Regions from separate parts of the Mus musculus genome. Here region 2 is linked to region 1. The links are chromatin loops, found by intact Hi-C in ENCODE. Cell type or tissue: heart. All regions are shown on one strand. Links, peaks and the distances in the headings refer to the core of each region. The heading gives the core; the rest is flanking DNA.

Evidence for each region. A loop is a pair of places that touch in the nucleus more often than their neighbours do. Peaks named below come from ENCODE experiments on the same cell type or tissue, not always from the same donor. Only the 100,000 strongest peaks of a DNase experiment are listed, where the experiment ranks them.
Region 2: a loop joins it to region 1, with 1.8 times the contacts of the local background. A loop is called at or near these places in 3 of 42 quality-filtered maps.

Annotation. Positions count from the first base shown.
Region 1 is chr2:70,986,059-70,994,040 of GRCm38, forward strand. Mettl8 (methyltransferase like 8) reads right to left here. Exons shown (of 10, transcript NM_145524.3): 3 at 7,426-7,517. Among named protein-coding and RNA genes, the nearest start is that of Mettl8, 66 kb to the right of the region's middle. In heart, for the core only: no CTCF peak of the experiment used is centred there; DNase peaks (open chromatin) are centred at 3,973 and 4,303; H3K4me3 peaks cover 944 bases; H3K27ac peaks cover 2,955 bases.
Region 2 is chr2:70,903,285-70,911,266 of GRCm38, forward strand. No RefSeq gene overlaps it. Among named protein-coding and RNA genes, the nearest start is that of Gm39843, 16 kb to the right of the region's middle. In heart, for the core only: no CTCF peak of the experiment used is centred there; no DNase peak of the experiment used is centred there; H3K27ac peaks cover 1,309 bases.

The sequences.
Region 1 (7,982 bases), core at 2,302-6,301:
CCTCACTGAATCATATATATATATATATATATATATATATATATATATATATATATATATATTCTATTCACCTTACCCAACTTCCTTTAATGAGAATAAGCATACCTGTAGAGCCTGTTTAACCCCCCCATATATATGTCTCTCTATATATGAATTTATGGAAAGCAAGCTTTACCAATTATGAATCTGTAATGATGTTACTGTAATTCAAATTACTACATTCAAATACGAAACACATTGGCCACCTAAATTCAATCCTAACTAGGCATAGTGGTGTACCCCTTTAATCCCCGGACTCAAGAGACAGAGGCAGGGACAGAGTCAGAGGCAAGCACACCACTGTGAGTTCCAGGCTAGCCAGAGCTACATAGTAAGATGTTGTTCCAAACAAAACAAAAATCAATCAAACAAACAAATAAACAAACACTCCAACAGTGACAAACAGTTTTAGGCTCTATGTCAAATGCTTTTCTTAGATTTTTTTTTCCATTTACTCCTAACAGTATAGTTACCTAGTATGCTGCTTATTAGCCTAGCTGAATTCTGCCTTGTCCTAATCTTGTTTATCTTTGGGAACAGGATGTTTCAAGGCCAGAAGTTCCTCATCAGGTGAGTTAGCCAAAGCCAATTGGCACCAAGATAGCTGACAGAGACCTCTGGAAGCCCGTTCTTCGTGATCCAATTTACCTACTGAGTGACACACCGGGCAGGCGGCCTGAGTTAGAAGCACCACACTATAAAGAAGTAGAAGTGCCTGAGAACTGTCACTCCCGAGAAACACAGATACACCTCCCACTGACCTATTCTCCCCATTAACTAGCAGCATAAAATAATGGGTTCCACTGTGACACGACACACACACGCGCACGCGCACACACACACACACACACACACACACACACACACACACACACACGGCACTTTGGCCACGGTCGCCCCATTCACTTCCTTATCCTCCTCCCTCCTTCTTGCTCCTCTTCACTTCCCCTTCACGTCACTATCCCAAATCTGATGTTTTCCCTGCCCACCATGGCATGAGACCCGAGAGCACAAAATTCCCGCTTGTCGGTGTTCTGGACATTGAATAAACTTGAGCTCTTCCCATGAACCCTCATTTTTATCCTCTGGGTTTGCCACACCAAATGAGGAGAGAAAATGAAAGAGGAAAGAATGGGAAAGGGAGGGGAGAAGACAACAATTTGGGGTTAACAATATCTTTCAGATAGACAACAAGAAATTCAATGTCAAAGGGCTTAAGATTTTTTTCCCCCCAGACATAGCCAGAAAGGGCAGGCAGCATCAGGACCTAGATTAAGTCGGTCAGACTCCAGAGCCCTCGGACCATGGCCATCACATAGCACCGTCACCTTAATACAAAGTTAACATGTGTTCCCTCAAAAATACCCCCAAAGATAATCTGTTTTTCTGATTCTTATTTTCCTCTCAATTACAAAGCACCAAGTTGAAACCAGTCTAAGTTTTAATAAGTATAGGAGTGTTGTAAAAATAATGCTGGCTGGAGTTAGCCTTCATAAAGAGAGATAAGTACAGAATCAATTAGACCAAGTTCTTTCTGTGAGATCCAATGCAAGCTATATGAGCCTACGGGATGAATCCATGGTTAGCAACAGAACCATAAAATGCTCTAAGAGTACAGGTTGGTTTGTTGGGTAGTCACTAGGCAGGATCAGCACCCGTGGCTGGAGTGTGTTCCCCCACCCAACAGTGTCTTCCACCAATGCTGGCAACCCTGTAGTTCTGAGGGTGTTTCCATGACCTTACAGAAGCGCACCTGACTTCATCATAATTACGGAGACAGGAAACACCTCCAGTGTAGGATTGAATTTCTGGAATTGAAAGCATGCCTGTAATGGCAGGGAACAACAGGTGCCACTCTCTGACCACGACAAAGACTTCAGGCTCACTTTGCCGCTAACTGCCACAGCTTCAGGCCAGGAACCACAGTCTATGCAGCGTAGGGAAAGCTGGGCTGCCTCGACTTTAACAGGCGTCTAAGTGACGGATTTTCCTTGGAGGAACACCTTTTTCTTATGTGATCCTAGGTTGCTAGCTGTCCAGAGTAAACTGGTCTATGCTAGTGACAATGAAAGGGATAGAGCAATTGGTTTCAGCCTAGTTTAGTGAGGGGAGATCTCAATTCTTCACTTATTATGTTCTAGACTGCTGAGCAGAACAGAGACATAGCACACTAGCCACGCTTACATGCTCACAAGCCCACAGATCATCAGAATTACCCTGAACACCATAACTGAAAACCCAAATCAAGCCATTTAGGTATCTGGAATATATGATGTGATAATATGAATTATGAAAATTTATTCTAAGTTGCTATGTAACAAAAAGTAATTTAAAGTTATTTTTGCACATCAATTACGCAAATACCTGAACTTTCAAAGTTGGAAATTTCCACATGTCACTGAAGGAAGTTCACTGTCTAATAAAAGAAAACTCTTAAAATTATAAAATTAAAAGTGTAATTCTAAGAGCACTGCATGAAACTTTTAGCAGCCAGAGTCATCTTAGAGGCAGCTATATTTATCAGCACAGGGTGTTTAACTATTCTGTTTTTCTTTCCCTTCATATAGAACATTCTCTTCAGTGGTAAGGTATTCACAACACAAGGATACATTCTTTCATCATCTGCCTAATGTAGCTAACCTACCCTAGGTAGGACTTCATTTACAAAGATATTTTAAAGTGCATACAGCAGCTGCTGTTGTAAGTTTTAAAAAACCTTTACATTTGCTGTACGACCAGCTGACATATAGCACACTGGAGATCTTTTTAAGGAGATTATAAAATATAATCATGTTTACTCAAGAAACACTGATTATATCTTTTTTATTTCTCTGGGTTAACCTGGTTTTAAAAGAAATATGAGCTATAATAAAATTGAAAAGTAATTAGGAAAAGAAAACATGGAATTAAAAGTCATTAGTCTGGGCAATCTAATTGAAGGAAATATTGCTAACTGGAGCCTGGGTGCTATACATTCTCATTATGCAAACGAGGCTGGGTCATTCAACAGCAAAAAGTGATTATCTGTCATGTAGGCGATCTTATTTTCAGATTGTGAGTGTGTTTTTCTAACTTCTGTTCTCACCAACAGCTCTGACAATAGGTGAAAAGTGGGAGAAGGAAGAGTGACATACAGGGAGCAGAAGAAATGTGACAGGGTTGGCTAGCTGGAAGAATAAGCAGTGTTCCTCCCAGGGGCTTAATAAAGGAGATAGGATCAATAGCAGTGTGCCTGCTCTGCAGACTTTGTGATGCCAGAGCGCTGGCTCTTTCAAACACTCAGGGACTCTCTTAGATAAGGAAAGCTGGTGTAGAGGTCAAAGCTTCTGTCGGGTTCTCACTAAGTCTGGAAGCAGAGCAGAACGATCTATTTACCTTGACCCATACTGACTCATCAGAGGGATAACGCAGCGAATGAGAAGCCTCACCCAAGACTTGAGTGGGGTCTGCGATCCTAGCAGAGACTGCTGTGTGGCTGTCCCTGAGACATGCTGCCATTCACTGATGTTCCTCAGACCACAGTTTCCTTCCTTGTTACCCACTGGGAGCTTAGCCCTCTCTGCACTCACCACCTTGCTTTAAATACAAGATATCCTCCGTATAACTCAAGTCTTTTCCTGCAGTGGTCCCCTGACACCGTGGCGCCCGGTGCACTGAGTGGCGGGATGCAGAGGTGACCCAGAACAAATCTCTATTTCTTTGAGTCATTCTGAAATGGAATCTTTAGTTCTTTATCTTCACAGTAGCCAGAAGAAACACTTAGAAAGGGCTGTCATAGCAATGGCAAAGCAGGCACCTCAGAGTGGTGCCAGCACCTCCTTGCTCCTGTCTTTCCTCTTCTATGGAGTGGCCCGTCACCACCTTTCTATTTTGGTCCCACTGTGGTTCTGTGGGAACCGTCCTTTTCCTTTACTGCGGTTTCTGAGGCTCTAAAATAACCTCCTCATTAGCTGCGCTCAAGTTCATTGTTAGCTCAAATAGGACAAAGTGGGCGGCCATGCACAGAGAACTTTAACATGATCAGCCCTGCTCTATTTAAGTTCGGAACACAAACATTCAAAAGGGAGTTTTAAAAATCCCTGCCTTTTCATATTATTAGGATAATGTGCAGATAATAGCATGAATGAGTTTTCATTTCCTGGAAGTAAATTAAAACAACTGACAATGTGGAACATCGTTCAGGCTGGAAGCTCTGCTGTATTCAGGAGGCCACTAGCAGAAGCTTGAGTAATGTGGAAAATATGTCCACGCAGCTGCTGGCAAAGAAGTGAAGTTATACTTCCTCAGAAGCAGTGACAGAGTTCCTGTGAGGGAATGTGGTGCTGGCCGATGGAAGGCAGCACTGGCCATGGGATGAGTCCTCAAGTCCAGCCTCAACACTCCCTGGCTGTATTCCACCCCAGGTCTGTCTGGCTAGAGCCCATAGAAATAGAGTCATTCCACTGGGGTCAGGGGCTCGTCTTTCCTGTCCACCCAAGGATACACTGATGCTGATGGTGAAGAACTACCACTAAGGAATAACAAGCAAGGCCAGAGGAATCGATAGGCCACCAATGACTCCAGAGAGCAGGATTGGTTGCACTGGCTCCTTTGCCAGCTAAAGGCTGAGGGCTGTCCCATTCTCTTAGCCTTCCCAGATACCTTTGCTTCAGATTTCAGCAGCTGCAAGCTAACATCATTTCAACTGTGCTTCTCCTGATGTTCACTCTGCGCCTTACAGGGAGGAGTACGAGCATTTTTCCCTGGGGAGTTTCTGCATATCTGGTCAATCTAGCACTAGAATTCTAGCTTTGGAAGAATCTTCCAATATACTGCCTGATAGGTATTTAGTCTTTTGATTTGTTTGTTTTATTTTTATTTGTTTTTGTTTTTCAAGACATGATTTCTCTGTGCAACTCTGGCTGTCCTGGAACTCATTCTGTAGACCAGGCTGGCCTCGAACTCAGAGATCCACCTGCCTCTGCCTCCCGAGTGCTGGGATTAAAGGATTGTGCCACCACTGCCCAGATATTTATGTGACATTTACAGTCTCCTTTGGACCAAATAGCTCAAAAGCAACCACAGAGAATATGTCAACAAGTGAACAAATCCGTGTCCTAATAAAACTTTATAAAACATGGTGCAGGCTAGGGAAATGGCTCAGTGGACAAGGTGCTGGCTGTGCAAGAATTCAACTCCTCTGAACTCACAGAAGAGGTATGACAGCTGGATGTCATCCCAGCACCAGAGAGGCAGAGAATGGAGAGCCCAGCGGCAAACTTGCTAGCTGGACTAGTCATAATAATCCCAGCGGTGAGGAGGCAGGGTAGGTGGGTCCTGAGACTCCCTGGCAGCCAGCCCAGCCTCCTTGATGGGGCCTAGGCCAGTGAAAAACCCTGCCTGACCCCCTCCCCACAAAAGGTGACTAGTAACTAAGGAATAGCACTCCAGGTTGACCCCTGCTCTCCACATGCATATGCACACATGTGCACTCGTGTACACATGAACATACCTACACACACACACACACCAAAAGGAGAGAGCACAGATGTCCTAAAGTAAAAGGTCATTTTAAGGAAAATAAGGTAGAAAATGGTATACAGTGAGGACAGCTGTTAGGCAAAGTGACTAGGAGTCACTCACTGTGAAGGACACTGACCACTTCTAAACATTTTCTTTTTCTGTGTGACATTTTTAAAATTGTGGTAAAAGCACATAAAATGGAGCATCTTAGTCATTCTTAAGTGCATGCTCCCACGGCGTTAGGTCTGTTCACGCTGTTGTGAAGCAGACCTCTGGACTCTCCATAATGCAAACTCTAACTCGAACCCCACTACATAACTCCAACTCTCCACTCAACCATCCCTTGGCAATCACCATCATGCAGCACATTTCATTATCATTTATGTACGGGAGCTACAGGCCCTGGAAAATGGCTGCTCATGCCTCGTCCTCGGAACATCGGATACTGGGCACTATTCCTCAGGTGTTAGCACTGAACTGTTCTTTTCTCTAAGGCTAAACTTACGTGTCTTTTCATCCATTCATTCAACAGGGCATCATTTACTAGTGCTGCTTGTCTTATAACACTTGTGGTTTGATTATGTTTCTCTCTTGCCTAACATAGAGATTGCTGATATGAACATGGAACTCATATTACCTCTTTGAGAGTGTGCTTTGAATCTTTTGGGATCTATCTTTAAAGTGAATTGATGTATTATAGGGAGTGCTACTTTTAAAAAATTTTAAAAGATTCATTTTATTTGTACACGAGCTTGCCTGAGTAGATGTAAGTGCTCCTCATGCCTGCCTGTTATCTATGGAGGTTAGACGAGGGTACTGCATTCCGGTACAGGAGTTACAGGCAGTCGGTAGCTGCCATGTGGGTGCTAGGAACCGAACCAGGGTCCTCTGCAAGAGTAGCCAGTACAGTGGTTGCTCTTAACTGCTGAGCCATCTCTCCAGGCCCTCCATATTTAATTTTTAGGGAGCCTGCACAATGGTTTCCATAGTGGCTGTACCATTCACACCAAATGTGCACAAGGGCTCCTGTTTCTCTGCATCCTTCTCAACACTTGTCAATTACTAGTAGTTTAATAATAGCCCAAGACGAACTTCAAGAGCTATTTATGAAGTTGTCAAGCTGGGTCCCTGAATTAAACTCTAAACACAAAGTCTCCCAAGAAAACTGCTTTTGATCCCCATTAAAACCTTAGCCTGGGCTGGGAAGGAGGCTCAGTGGGGAAAGAGCCTGCTGTGAAGGCAGGAAGACTTGAGCTAGGGTTCCTGGTGTGGCAATATGCTTCTGTGACCTCAGATCTGGGAGTGGGGGTGGGGCAGAGACAGAGCTCACTGTGCAGCCAGTCTAGCTGAAGCAGGAGCGCCAGGCTCTGTGACAGACCTTGTCCCCAAAAAACTCAGGCAGAGAGTGAAAGAGAAAGACACTTGAAATTGACCTCTGACTCCCAAGTGCCCTGACCCAAGTGCCCTGAACTGCTCATACATGCACACATACACACTAATGCACGAACTCACAAACACACACTCCCTTATCCTAAAAGGCCAACAATATTTTGATATGACTTTTTCTTTTTACTCAAAGTTTATGAATTTGTTAGAAGTTTCCAGCAAGTGAAATACACAATGACACACTGTGGCGTAGTTAGGAGGAAATTTTAAAGTTATATTTTCATATCTTGCTTAAAATGCCACCCATATGCATATCTCCCAGAAAAAGCAATATGACTACCAAAAGACCAATTACAGGGTGAATACATAATTTATTTCATTAATTTCGGTTCCACTACAAGGGAAGAACTGGGAATCCCACCAAAGGTAGCAAATGGGTTGACTGGCTGGGGTGGCAGCTCAGAACTTCCAAATGCTGGGACAGGATGCCAGCCTTACCTTGCTCTTCTGGAGCGACTCGTGTGGCTGAGTTTTCCTCTACCTTTTTTCTAGCTGCGTCTTCTTCTTCTTTAGACCACTGCATGTGATCCCTATTAAGGAAAAAAAAAAAGATGCAAAACATATTTGACAAGTGGGGAAGGCAGAGCCCATGTGGCCGGGGACTCCACCCCACACTCTAGATTAAGGCCGACATATGTGATACAAACTGATTCCATGTCAAAGGAACTCGTTTGTGTCGGGCCTGTGTTCTGTTCCTGGTGCTAAGTGCTGCCCTGCCACTCCTACAGGTTTTCTGTTTAGATCTGGCTGTGGGACCAGCCAGCCACCATTGGGAAATGGCTGCTTTAGCCATATCCTCAGGACATTCCAGTGCAGGGCTGTTTGAGTGCTGCTGTGGTGTATGCTCCTCTAAGGATAAACGTGCTGCCTTTCCGTTAACAGATGTCTGTTAACTGATGTTCTGTTAATGTCAGAGCAGGGCACTCCCTAATAGGACTTGATGCTCCTGTTATAACACACATTTGACACTCTGCCAGCAGTGTGTGCATGCACAC
Region 2 (7,982 bases), core at 1,879-5,878, 83 kb before region 1:
CAGTAAATCTGACTATATAAATATATAAGGCAACAGATCTAAATAAATCTAAAATTAAATCCCAGAAGGAAAAACTTTCTACAGATGAATTAAAGTCCGACTGTGAACTGTATCGTGACCTCAGAGATAAATAGACGTGCCACCGGTGTCCTACGGGTGTGGGAAGGACACACAAACCATCTGAAGAGATTGAAATAGTTCAGCTTTGCTGAAAACCCAAAACAAATGGGTAGAAGAAACACGGGGAAGCCTAAGCGCAAAGTCTCCTGAGGAAAACCCCACAGAACCATATCAGAGTCAAAGAGCTCAAAAAAAAAAAAATCAGTGATGAAGATAAAACGTTGAAAAGCAGCCAGGAAAAGCAGGCAGAAGAGCAAAGACAGGGTTTGCCACGCATTCCTCCTGAGAAATTACAGGAGGCTGAGACGACGGAGTGGCATCTTTAAGCTATTGGAAGAAAAATAAACTGTCATCTAGATATTTAATCCAGTGAAAATATCTCCCAAGGATAAAGGTGCATCAACAGAGTTTCCTGATATATAAAAGATGGAAGAATGCATCACGAACAGACCTAACGTACAAGAAACAGAAAAGGAAAAAAAAAAAAAAAAAAGAAGAAATTCAGGCAGGAGGAAAATATCACCAGATGGAAATATGGATCTAGACAAGAATGGAGCAGGATGAAAAGGGGTAACGCTGTGGGGAAATATGGAAGGCTGTTTTGTTCTTAAAATCTCAGAGTCTTTATAACGTTAAAAGATAATTGATGGTTTAAGTATAAATACCACTGTATTCTGAGTGTTATTATAGGAGATGCCTAAGTAAAACATTGGAAACAATAGCATTGATGCCAGGAGGAAGAAATGGAGGACAGCCTCACCAGACTCTTAGACTATGTGACTAAGGGTAGGCTAGGTATACATTAATATTTTCCAATTTTTAAAAATTATCTTTTATTGGTTACTTTGGAATCTCATATGGTGCACCTCAATTGTGCTTAGCTCCCAATCCTTTACATGTCTGCATCCTATTCTGACCTCCCTTCCCACCCACCCTCCCCCAAAATTAAAATGGAGAAAGGAGAAAAAGGAAAAAAAAACCACCAAGTCCATTTTGGATTGTTAGTACACTTACTGGAGCATGGTCAAATTCCTATTGGCCAGCCCCCCCAGGGAGAATGAATCTTTCTCTGCCTGCTTTCTTGCCAGAAGCCATCAGCTGAAGAGAGCAGTACCAAAGTGAGCTGGGGTCAGCTCTCATGCACCCACGCCACCATGCTGTGGGCCAGCACCCAAGGACATTAACATGGCTTCAGGCAGCTGCTCAGACCACAAACATCCGAGTGGGTTTGGGTGGGAATACAGGCCATAGGTCTCAACATGGCCTGAGGTGGCTGCACATGGGATCGTCCCCTGAGACAGCAATGCCTGAGGACATTGTGGTGATTCGAACAGGATTGGCCCCATAGACTCATGTGTTTGAGTGCTTGGCCCACGGGGAGTGGCATTATTAGGAGGTGTGGTGTTGTTGTAGAAAGTGCAACCATATGGGTTTTGAGGTTTTTCTCTGCTCAAGCTCTGCCCAGTGTGGAGTTTAGTCTCCTGGCTGCCTGAAGAAGACAGTCTCCTGCTGCCTTGAGGATCAAGAGGTAGAACTCTCAGATCCTTCTCCAGCATCATGTCTACCTGCACACTGCCATGCTTTCTGCCATGATCATGGACTAAACCCCTGAAACTGACAGCCAGCCCCCAATTAACTGCTTTCCCTTAAAAGAGTAGCCTTGGTCACGGTATCTCTTCGTAGCAGTAAAACCCTAAGACAGACATCATAGCATCAGGCAGCAGCACAGGCTGCGGACATCCACGTAGTTCTCAGACTGGGGCAGCAGCAGGGACCACCAACATGGCCTCTGGTGGCATCTTGGACTACATTGGTCCTTTAAGGAGGCCCAATCTAGAAAGTGAACCTTTTCTCATCTCGGGTCTCCATCGTTGCCCAGAGTCAGGGGGAATCCTGCTGCTGGGTGTCAGGTTCAAGGGCTGAGTCTGTGGCTGCATAAGCTCCAGGCTGCTGCTATAAACCATCACACTGACTGACTCCACTGGACCACAAGTCCAGCTCAGCCCTCTCTCTCATCTGTCACCGACGTCATGTCTCCAGTTCCAGCTCTGTCCATGGCGCACACATTCTTTTCTTGTTTTTCTCATCTCCAGCATACATTTGTTCATCATAGCAGCACAAGTTTTATATCTATAGTCCCTAAAACACCCACAAAATCAGCAGCATTAAAGGTAGTAAGTTGATAAAAAAAAAAGGAAGGTAGAATCATAACACACTTATACAGTTGAAAAATGAAATCAGTAAGTTGTGAGACAAAAAGAAAATAAAGGGAATCAGGAATATAGGTTAAATGGAATCTGGGCATAGTGGCTTTTTAAAAGTCAACTTGACACAACCCAGAATTACCTGAAGAAAGAGTCTTCTTTTTTTTCTGTTTTATTTATTCCTTTCTTGTATATTACATCTGACTGCAGTTTCTCTTCCCTGTTCTCCCCTCAGTCTCTCCTCTCTCCTCCCCTTTACCCTGGATCTATCCCCACTTCACCTCCCCTCGGAAGAGAACAGGTCTTCAGGAACATCAACCAAATATGACAAAGCAAGCTACAATAAGACCAGGCACATATTCTGACAGCAAAGCTAAACGAGGCAACCCAGTAGGAGGCAAAGGGTCCCAAAGGCAGGCAAGAGATTCAGAGACAGTTCCCGCTCCACTGTTAGGAGTCCCACAAGAACACCAAGCTATACAACTATAGCATATATGCAGAACACCTAGGTCAGACCCCTATAGGAGGCTCCTGGATCTCTGTGACCCCACTTGAGTTGGGGAAAAATGCTTTCTCTCTATGTCAGCCTTGGCTGTCCTGGGCTCGCCTTGTAGATGAGACTGGCTTCTAACTCACAGAGATTCATCTACCTTTGCCTCCCAAGTTCTAGGATTAAAGAAGTGAGTCACCACAGTTGGGGAAAAGAATCTTACTGAGGAATTATCTAAATCAGATTGGCCTGTGGGCATATCTGTAGGGGATTATCGTGATAGTTAACTGAAGTGGGAAAACTGGACTCTGAACTTTGTAAGAGTGAAGCAATCCAGGGGAGATCAAATAGCTTCGAGCAGGCTACCCTGTGGCTTTGCTCTCTCTGTGTTCCTGACTGTGGAGATGCTATGACCAGCTGTCTCAAGCTCCTGTCACTGATGTCTCTGCAATTATGAACTGTAACCTCGAATTCTAAGCCAAATAAACTCCTTTCCCTATTAAAGTGCATTCAGTCAGAGTATTTTATTACAGTAGCAGAAATGAAATTAGAACAGACACTCAAGCAAGACTCTGTGTCCAAACAAACAAAAATAAAATAAAAAGTATACCTGAACATAATACAATACGGCAGAGAGAGAGAGAGAGAGAGAGAGAGAGAGAGAGAGATTAAATGAGAATGAAATCCAAAGTAAACAGAGAAAAGAAATGATAGAGACAGGAAATGAAATAGAAAACAGAAAACCAGGAGGAAAAAAAATCCAAAATCTAATTTGTTATTTCTGTTTCAGAATAAGGATTTTTGGAAGATATATTTGAAAATGAATTTACACCATATATGCATATATTTTATATAATATATAAACATACATTTAATGCTCATATAATATTAATATAATTTATTAAATATAATATAAATATATTTTTATATAATTGTCAATATATATTGGAAATTCTGAAGATTCAATAGTATAAAAAGTATTTAAATGAGCCAAGAGTTTTGAAGAGATCTTTAAGATAAATAAGCAAAGAAGAAGATTCTTGATGCCGTCAGCTGTTTGGAAACTCCAAACCAAAACTATAACTAATGGACAGTTAAAGCTAAAGAGATTGGCCATCCTGAAGATGTAGCTCAATGGCCACGTACTTGCTTAGCAAGACCCTGGGTTAAACCCACAATGCCACACAAAGGAAGAAGCCAACCAACCAACACTGACCACACCAGGTGCAAAAACGGAGGCAGAGGAACATGAATACCCAGGCCTTGCTCGTGGGAAGGAATATGAAGGCTACAGCCCTGTTAGAAAGCAATGTGTTAGATTCTTTAAAAAAAAAATCACACACTCCATTGTATCACCCAGCCATTCACTTCTAAGTATTTACCTAAGAGAAAAGAAAACACATCTTCACAGACTTGGACATGAATATTTCTAATCTCTTCTTTCGTAGTAGCCTCAAACTGAAACTACTCAAATGCCCACGGATAGGTGTACAAACTGGTACATCACACACTGGATGTTTTCTGGTCTCTTCACACAGCACAGAGTTACAGCCAGCACACGAGCCTACAAGAGACAACTGGTTAAAAAGAGACCAGAGTCACTCAGATAGTTTAACCTAACAATCATTCAGAAACGAAAAACCAAAGGTCCAGGGAAAGCTGCCATAAAAAGGAACACATTAAGTTTGTCATGGTGGTACACTCTCGTATGTGCTGATACACACTTGTAATCCCAGTTCTTCATAACTTCAGGGCCAGCCTGGGCTACATGGCTACATAGTAAGACTTGTTCCCTCCACACCTCCCTTAAAAAAATAGATTAAAAACAAGAGAGCCTGCAATAGGAGTTTATTTATTTTGTCGTCCAGAAAGTGAAAACTAATCTGTAGTTTTAGTGGCTTCTGGTAGACGAGAGACAGCAAGACAGAAGAGGGAGAATATTTCAGAGTAGGAGAAAGCTGGGGGGGGGGGGGGATTTCCACTCTCTTGATTGAGGTGACAATGTTATAATTACATTCTTATGTCAAAACAGATCAAATGATACATTTCAAATACGTATTAGTTATTGTGTATCTATTACACAATAATAAAGTTGTCAATCATGGCTGTTGTGTTAAATACACTAAGTCTGGTCTCTGGATTCTTTTCCAGTCTGATATTCAGTCAACCCTCAGAATCATTTGACCCAGGAACTAACTGGTAGGGCTGTTTGTTATTGACTAATTGATGATTGATGATGGATTGATTGCTCTGCCACAAGGCTTTGCAGAAATGCAAGATGACAGAAGGTGATGATGAAGGCTCACGGCGCTAAGCTTTTGCCTCCTCTCCCAGGCCTTTGGGGTTTCTCAGCTTGAGCCAGTCTAGAGCAGGTTTCTTCATTTTACTTTCTAGACAGAAACATAAAGGGTGAGAGCACGATTTCTAAACCAAGCAGGGCACTTGCAGATGTTCCTGTCTCTCGGCACATGCGTAAAGCCTGTCTTCTGAGAAAGGACAGAGAGATTATGTGCCTTGCTCAAGAACAATAGGCAATGTCACAGCCTGTTAACTCCCTGGCTTCCCAGGAGAAGAAAACATTTTTACAAAGAGATGTCAGAAGGTCTTCCTGTGACAACCCTCCTCTGTATTTAAGCCAGTTCTCTCTCCACCCCCTAGGGCACCAAGCCTTATCTGTAACTGTGGGATGGAAGGTTTTCTCTTATTAAAAGAATCTCAGGCATGGCAAGAATGGAAAGTATTTTGGTTGGGCAAGGTGGGGGTGGGGTGAAGTCACATGACTGCATACTTGAGTTGTGTAGGGAAGAAACCCATAGCCATCACATGTACTGCCAGCCAGTATGTTCCAGGAGCTATTAGCTTTCCAGAGTCATTTGGCGAGCAGGTAAACTGTAGCCAGATTACTGTAAGGACCCCAAACAGCCAGTGGGTTCTGCTTCAATGGCCTCTTCTCTGCATCCTTGCATTTATAAGGGTGTTTGTATGCTTCCATTTGCATAGTGAGCCGTTCCTCTAGTTCCCTGTTTCCATTGTAGCCGATCAGATGCATCCCCTGGCTCCAAAGCCTCCATCCCAATAGGCCACGTGGAGGCTGGACCATCATTTGATATATGACCTGGTTTTTAAAAATCAAATCTGGCTATTGTCTTAATCGCTTTTTCTTTTCTATGAGGCAAATATATATACACACATGACAGAAATAGCTGAAGGAAAAAAGGCTTCTTTTTAGCTCATTTCCGTCCCTCATGGTAGAAAAGGCAGGTAGGCGTGGCTGTATCGTCCACAGTGATGGGACATGACTATAGAACAGGAAGCAGATAAACATGGACCAGCAACAGAAGTGGAGTAACCTCCAGAGGTCTGTCTGAGTGACCCACTTCCACCAGATAGGTCCCATGTTCCAAAGCTTTCACAACCTACCAAAACAGCACCAGCAGTTAGGGACCAGATTTTCAAACAGATAGGTCTGTGAGAGACATTTCTGACTCAAACACAGCAGCTGTCTTTTTAGCCTTCTGCACATATGGAAGGAGGAGAGCCCTTACAAGGAGTTGCTCAAGACAGTAGTCTGTATTGCTGGCCAGAAATGTTCAGGGAAAACAGCCTTTGGCCTCAGTCCTCTGGAGATGGCTGACATCTGTGTTCTGTTTCCTGAGGGTAGGGGACATTCATTCCTATGAGATGCCACGAGAACCTGGACAGTGGATAGAAAGAAAACTCATCCTCTGATAAGGTTGCCTTTCCTCAGAAAGGACACCCTGGAGGACATTTTCAAGAGCTGAAGAGAATGAAAAGTACTACTGTTATGTCCATTGCTTGGTGGCAACTGTGATTGCTATATTTAATTGCTAAACTAACTATGAGGGTTTAGAGGAGAATACCTCTCCCCTTACCCCCCAGGCTGATGTTTGAATGCTTTGTCCCCACTGAATAGAATTGTTCAGGAAGCACTAGGAGGTATGCTCTTGTTGGAAGTGTGTCACTGAGGGTGGAGTGGGCTTTGAGGATGCCTGACATACACCCACTGCTGTGGATCAGATGTAAAGCTCTCAGCTACTGCTCCGATGCCTTGTTTGTTCACTCCCGCCATGATGGTCATGGACGAACTCTGAAAATGTTAGCAAGGCTCCAGCTAAATGCTTTCTTTGGTAAGAGTTGCCTCCGCCATGGTGTCTCTTCACACAGCAGAACAGTGACTAAGACATTGACGTAATCTAGAGTAATCTGCGAAGAAAGTCTCAATGAAGACTTGTTTGGATTGAGTTGGCCTGTGCATATACCCAGAAGGGATCTTCTTAACTGTGTTCATAGAAGTGGGAAGACTCACCCTGAACGTGAGTGCCACCATTTCATGGGCTGGGTCCTGAGCTTGGTGAATAGGAGAGCAGCCAAGCACCAGCAAGCATGCAGACAAGCATTCTCTCTCTCTCTCTCTGCTCCTGACTGTGGATGTGACCGGCTGCTTCCTGTTCCTGCTTTGACTCCCCTGCAGTGTTGCACGGTGACCCAGAGCTGTGAGAGAATTGAATCCTCTCCATGAAAGCTGCTTTTTCAGGACGTTTTTATCGCAGCCACAGGAAATGGAGCTGAGACAGCAACATTGGGAGCTCAAGAGATGGCTCAGCGATTAAGAGCACCGGCCGCTCTTGCAGAGGACCTGGGTTCAATTCCCAGCACTCACACAGTGGTTAATAATTTCTGTCACTCTGACTCCAGAGAACTGGACATCCTCTGCTGGCCTCCTCAGGCACTGTGTGCACACGGTGCACAGACACACATGTAGGCAAATCACCTGTACACATAAAATAAAAATAATCTTAAAACATCAACATGAGGTCAAATTATTCTTTAGGGCAGATCATCAACTCCAGAAATTCTTCTGACACAAGAAAAACATCAGATGTCAGTGTAGAAATGGAAGGCACAGTCCCTTTCCTTATCCATCACAGGGGACACGAACCTATGACAAGACAGATTAACAAGGAAAAGCTAGACAGACTAATGTAGTCAACATTTTGTAGCACATAAGCCATCAGAAATGAAGGCCCAGCCAGGCATGGTGGCACATGCTTGTAGTTTAAGCACTCAGGAGAGTGAGGCAGTAAGAATATGTTAAGTCCAAGGTCAGTCTGCGCTCCAGAATAACCTCCTGTCTCAGAAGAGTCAAC